2 separate regions of the Homo sapiens genome follow, and region 1 is linked to region 2. A link is an interaction called in ENCODE POLR2A ChIA-PET data of the cell type or tissue named here. Cell type or tissue: A673. All regions are shown on one strand. Links, peaks and the distances in the headings refer to the core of each region. The heading gives the core; the rest is flanking DNA. Region 1 has its middle 9.5 kb from the start of TRG-CCC5-1. Region 2 overlaps SDHB (succinate dehydrogenase complex iron sulfur subunit B).

The links. Peaks named below come from ENCODE experiments on the same cell type or tissue, not always from the same donor. Only the 100,000 strongest peaks of a DNase experiment are listed, where the experiment ranks them.
Region 1: POLR2A ChIA-PET joins it to region 2 with 5 read pairs; 2 of 35 experiments call an interaction of 5 or more read pairs at or near these places.

Annotation. Positions count from the first base shown.
Region 1 is chr1:16,716,350-16,719,252 of GRCh38, forward strand. It overlaps the pseudogene ESPNP. Among named protein-coding and RNA genes, the nearest start is that of TRG-CCC5-1, 9.5 kb to the right of the region's middle. RefSeq lists enhancers at 901-1,454, 2,009-2,562, 2,563-2,903. In A673, for the core only: no CTCF peak of the experiment used is centred there; a DNase peak (open chromatin) is centred at 1,432.
Region 2 is chr1:17,025,673-17,028,515 of GRCh38, forward strand. It overlaps SDHB (succinate dehydrogenase complex iron sulfur subunit B), which reads right to left. Exons shown (of 8, transcript NM_003000.3): 5 at 2,077-2,193. Among named protein-coding and RNA genes, the nearest start is that of ATP13A2, 15 kb to the left of the region's middle. In A673, for the core only: no CTCF peak of the experiment used is centred there; no DNase peak of the experiment used is centred there.

The DNA.
Region 1 (2,903 bases), core at 137-2,636, 310 kb before region 2:
CTTTTCTTTCCTTCCTTTCTTTCATTCGTTCCTTTTTTTTTTTTTTTTTTTTTTGGACAGAGTCTTGCTCTGTTGCCCAGGCTGGAATGCAATAGCATGATCTGGGCTCACTGCAACCTCCGCCTCCCTGGTTCAAGCGATTCTCCTGCCTCAGCCTCCCTAGTAGCTGGGATTACAAGCATGTGCCACCTGTACAGGCATAGCCCAGCCACACACCCAGCTAATTTTTGTATTTTTGGTAGAGACGGGGTTTCACCATGTTGGTCAGGCTGGTCTTGAACTCTTGACCTCAGGTGATCCACCTGCCTCAGCCTCCCAAAGTGCTGGGATTACAGGCGTGAGCCACCATACCCAGCCCCAGGTACTTTCCAATCCCATTCCAGTCTAGTCTGGTCAGGGGTAGGGGAGGCTTTGGGGGAAGGAGGCACCTGCTGAAGTTGATAACATCTCTGGGCTAACTGGTTTTCCAGCTTGCTGTGACTGGCAGCACCCACGAGCCCAGGGGAAGAGACTGGAGCCTCCTCACTCCCCAGCCTGGAAGCTCAAGCCTCAGGGTCCCAGCTGATCCCCAGCTCCCCGACCCACACAGCCCTGTCCAGCTGCTCAGGCCCTGGGACAGCCAGAAGCAGGTGTGAGGGGGGCAGAGTGAGCTCCTGGGCCCCAGGACCCTCCTGGGAGGGTGGCCACTGGCCTTGGGGCCACCTGCTCTTCGCCCCTCCTCACTCTGCCCTGAATGGGGGTCTGGACCCCTTGTTCCCCTCCATCAGCCACTGGAGCTCCTGCTGGGAGGGCCAACCCTCCCAACTCAATCTCCCTGAGACCCAGAGCCTGGGACTTGCCCAGCCCAGCTCCTGCCAGCCCCGTACCTCCCAACTGAGAGGTCCTTTTTCTTTTTCTTTTTTTTCCCCACCTGGAGATGGAGTTTCACTCTTGTTGCCCAGGTTGTAGTGCAATGGCGCGATCTTGGCTCACTGCAACCTCCGTCTGCCGGGTTCAAGCGATTCTCCTGCCTCAGCCTCCTGAGTGGCTGGGATTACAGGCACGCGCCACCACACCCGGCTAATTTTGTATGAGAGATCCCTTTTCTACAAGGGCTCAGAGGGAGGGTCCCACGTGGCAGCAGCCCCGAGGTCACTGTGACAAGTCCTCTGCTTCTGGGAAGACTTGGCCCCATGAACGGGATAGACAGGGAGGTGTGGGGGATGTGCAGGACATTCCTGCAATCTCAAGCACTTTCTATTATAACACCCCAAGGTGTAGCCCTGGAATTAGCTGAGCCTCCCCGAGGCTGTCCAGCCTTCCAGCTCCTCTGCAGCGTGTCACTTCCATGTCTCATGGCCACCCACAGCCCCTCCCTGGGCAGGATCGAGTTTCCCACCAGCAGGTCCGGGAGCCCTTCCTCCCTCAGCACTCACCCACGCGCCAGCGAGAGAGCTGAGCCTTGTGAATAATTCACAGCAATTCACAGCAGGCCCCAGAGGCTCGCAAGATCATGAAGCTGGGCCACCTGGGTGCCCTGATTGGGCCCTGTGGCCTGGGGCAGCTCAAGCCTCTGCCCTACCCAGCTCCCAGCCTTCATATCCACAGCCTCGGTGAGCAGGAATCCCTACCCGCAAGATAGGAGGTTAAGTGGGTACCCCAGCCCCCAACCCCAATTCCCAGCTGCTCTTCCTGCATAAGCCCAGCCTGGCAACCACAGAAAGACACCTTCTTATCAGTCGAGTCACATGCTGCTGTGGGGAACGGAGCCCAAGCCCTCTGTCCACCTCCCTGAGATTCATGGTGACTCCTGGGGGGCTGGCAGCTCATCAGTCCAGGCCATCTGGCCACTGGGTCGGCACCAGCGCCCAATCACACACAGCACCTGGCATGGCCTGGGAGGGGGTCAGGGTTCCCCAGCCCCGGAGCCCTGGAGGGCGTTCCACAGCACAGCCAGTCTTCCTAACACCTGGGATCCAGCCCACGGAGGGATCGTGGCTTCTCAGTGAGGAAGGCTTAGGGGCCGGCGGTCCCCACCAGCACTTGCATAAGGCGGGCTCAGCGTCTTCCAGTTCACACTTGGGCCATATTGGTCCCGCCATCAGGGGCACCTGCCCCTCTCAAGACCTGTCCTTCTCCTCTGCTTGAAGTGAGGGGGTGGGACAGGTGCATCAGAATCACCGCCATGAGGGTGGGGACATGTCCCAGGTGTGGCTCCCAGGCCCCAACCTGGAGAGTCTAACTCAGGAATCTGGGACAGCCTCCAAGAGGTGTTGACAGGAGCCAGTTGGAACCCTCTACTCAAGGGTCCCTGGGTCCCTCCTAGTCTAAATCCCACTGACTTTGACATGATCCAAACCCTAGTTTGTTTGGAAGTAGTGAATTCATACCAAAGCAGCCACCAAGAAGGCCTGGCAGGGCTGGTTGTGAAGCACCCCTTCCTCCGGGTGCTGCCTGTTGGGTCTCCCACTAACCAAACCAGGGAGCCCCTTCTTAGCAAGGATGGAACCAGGCCCAGCTCCCTTGTCCTGGGCTGAGGGGACCACTGGAGCCCGGCCTGGTGGGTCCTAGGGCCACCCTACATCCACGCCAGTGTGCCTGGGCCCAAGAGGCTGCAGCTGTGGCTACCTTGCCACATGGCCATATGGCCAGAACTGGCCTCCAGCTTGCTCCCTGGTGGCCAGGGGCCCTGCAGGCACACCCAGAAACTGACCAGTGGTGGGGACAGGCCAGACCCTCTCACCTCGTAGCTGCTCTCGTCCTGAGGCTGGGTCCACATTCACATTTCCATCTCAGGCTCCCACTTAGACTAACGAGGGTCACCCATCAGAGTAACCCACTCCCCGCTCAGACCCCTGTGGCATCTGGCACCCTACCCTCTCAGACAGGGCCTGGGCAGCTTTTCCCAGGATCCCTGCCTCCCC
Region 2 (2,843 bases), core at 344-2,843:
TGGTTTGGGGGCTGCCCAATTAAAAATAAATACATACATAAATTTCTCCACATTTTCCAATTATTTATTAAGTTCAGCATACTAATTTAAGGAAGCCAAAAAATGTTAAATGTTTGGTATGTAAATGAGTAAATGAGTAAATTTCTATTACAGGTTGGGCATCCCAAATCTGAAAATCTGAAATCCAAAATGTTCCAAAATCTGAAACTTTTTGAGCACCAATATGCTGCTCAAAGGAAATGTTCACTGGAGCATGGATTTCAGATTTCGGATTTGGGGTGCTCAACTAGTAAGTGTAAGGCAAATATTCCAAAATCTGAAAACATATGAAACCCCAAACACTGAAACCCAAGCATTTAGGATAAGGAATACTCAACTTGTATCTAGAAAACCAAACATGCTCAGGGGAACTCTTCAATCCCTAATAATACCACATCAGGGAGATGTTCACTAGCTACGCACCAGCCTTGCCTAGGAATGCAAAGGACTCGCTGGGCCAGAGGGCCCGGTTCAGCCTGGACTCTGGGATGCACAAGACTCTGGGAGGTAGAAACTGAGGAGCAGAGCTGCAGTCTGAGAAGAGCAGCTCTGAAGTCTCATCCCAGGCTTACTCTGACTTGCAGGCCACTGTGCTGACCCTCACTATCTTGATGGTGACAGACTGGGCACACTTACTAGGACTCCCCTTTTTCTCTTTTCTTTTTTTCTTTGAGACGGAGTCTTGCTCTGTTGCCCAGGCTGAAGTACAGTGGCACAACCTTGGCTCACTGAAACCTCCACCTCCCGGGTTCAAGAGATTCTCCTGCCTTGGCCTCCTGAGTAGCTGGGATTATAGGTGTGAGCCACCACACTCAGCTAATTTTTGTATTTTCAGTAAAGATGGGGTTTTATCACGTTGGCCAGGCTGGTCTCGAACAACTGACCTCAAGTGATCCGCCCACCTCGGCCTCCCTAAGTGCTGGGATTACAGATGAGCCACTGCACCTGGCCGGACTCCCCTTTCTTAACGTTTTATGGGCAACAGGAGAGGATGCTAAATATTTACCAAGTCTCAAAAGGTAGAATTAATTTATTCATTCATACAACTGATACTTTTCATATATTCACATATATGTATATGTTTTAGAGACAAAACCTGGGCTATGTTGCCCGGGCTGGCCTCAAACTCTCAGACTCTCAAACTCCTGGGCTCAGGTGATCCTCCTACCTCAGCCTCCTGAGTAGCTGGGACTATCAGAATGCACCACTGCATCTGGCCTTTTAAAAAATTTATATATATTTTTACAGTATTTACATAACTAATATTTATGGATAAAATAACATGCGCCAGGGCCTAGGGATCCAGAAAGGAAGAAGACACAGCCATTGCCCTTGGCCCTGTGCAGACCTGCAGGTGGGGCTCTGTCTCCATTTGGTCCCCTTCCTACCTCACGTCCACAAGTATGCAGGGAGTATGCAAATCAGAGAAGACTTCTTCGCAGAGGAGTAGAAGTAGTGTAGAAGAAGAAAGACTGAAAACTTGATAATGATGCCTCCGCTTTAAGATTTTACAGCTTGTACACAGGAATGGCAACTCCCAGAGAGTGAGCAGGCCAGGAATAATCCCACCCCACAGATCACCAGAAGTATGGTGTCAGGAAAGAATATCGATGACTCTGTTTTGCCATTAACATTTCACTCCCATTTGTAAAGCAGGACGGTGGTAGTTACAACTGGCCAGCATATGTGTTTCATTTTGCCCCCAGTGAGGGAACAGTTCTGACTTAGTGGTCACTTTTTAAAGCCCAGGCAATTTACATACTGGTTTCTTTTGAAAAAGATGGAGTAGCCACACAGCAACCACCCGCCCCTGCAGGCGGGGCACAGGGCTCTAGCTCCTTGGTCCACTCTGGGCCATTCACGGGTTCACACTACTCACCCGGCCCTAAGAGGATGAGTGCCCCACCCTTGTGCCAGTTCCTCTCCAGAATACACTAAATGGCTTGCATCAGCTTATGTTCCCTGCCAAGCCACACTCCTGGCAATCATCTTTGCAATAAATTCTTCAGATTGAAACAATAAATAGGGACTAATGACCAGTTTCTCACGCTCTTCTATGGACTGCAGATACTGCTGCTTGCCTTCCTGAGATTCATCCTTCTTCTTCAAATAAGGCTCAATGGATTTGTACTGTGCATAGAAGTTGCTCAAATCCTGTGGTTAAGAGGAAGAAGAAGAAGAAGAAGAAGAAAAGGATCAGATTCCATCATCACCTCAGCTTTATTTACCCCATTTCTTGGACACTGACTACTCGTCCACTCTATGCCAGGCAGAAGCCAGACTCTTTTCCTTTGTCATGAATATATGCAAAGATTACAAAAGGAAAAATGGTCACAATGTTAAGCATGGTTAGGAAACCTCTCCCTCACCTACTTGGGAAACCTGCCAATCCCACAGTCCTTTCTGCCCTTGAAAACACCACGTCAGCAAAGGTGTTCAAATATAGGGAGGTAGAAATTAAAGTGGGACTCATAAACAGCTGTTGCTTTCCCAACTGGCATTTTCCACATGATTTCTTTGTAGTTATGGCCAAATTATTCATTTCTGGGAATGTTCCAATTCTAAAATTCTGTGCCCCATTATTCTCAAACAAACCTCACCAAATGAGCTGCTGGAGGATTTTCTAGGCGTTTATCTTCTGCCATTCAAATTCTTTAATTAAACTCTGGCCACACTGTCTCAGATCTGGAGATTTTCCTAATCTCTCAGTGACACTGTGGTCCTCCTCCTGCCATAATATAGGAAACAGTCCCATCTATTTACTATCTGACTAGAAGAGGAGCCTTAAATACTCAAACAAATCC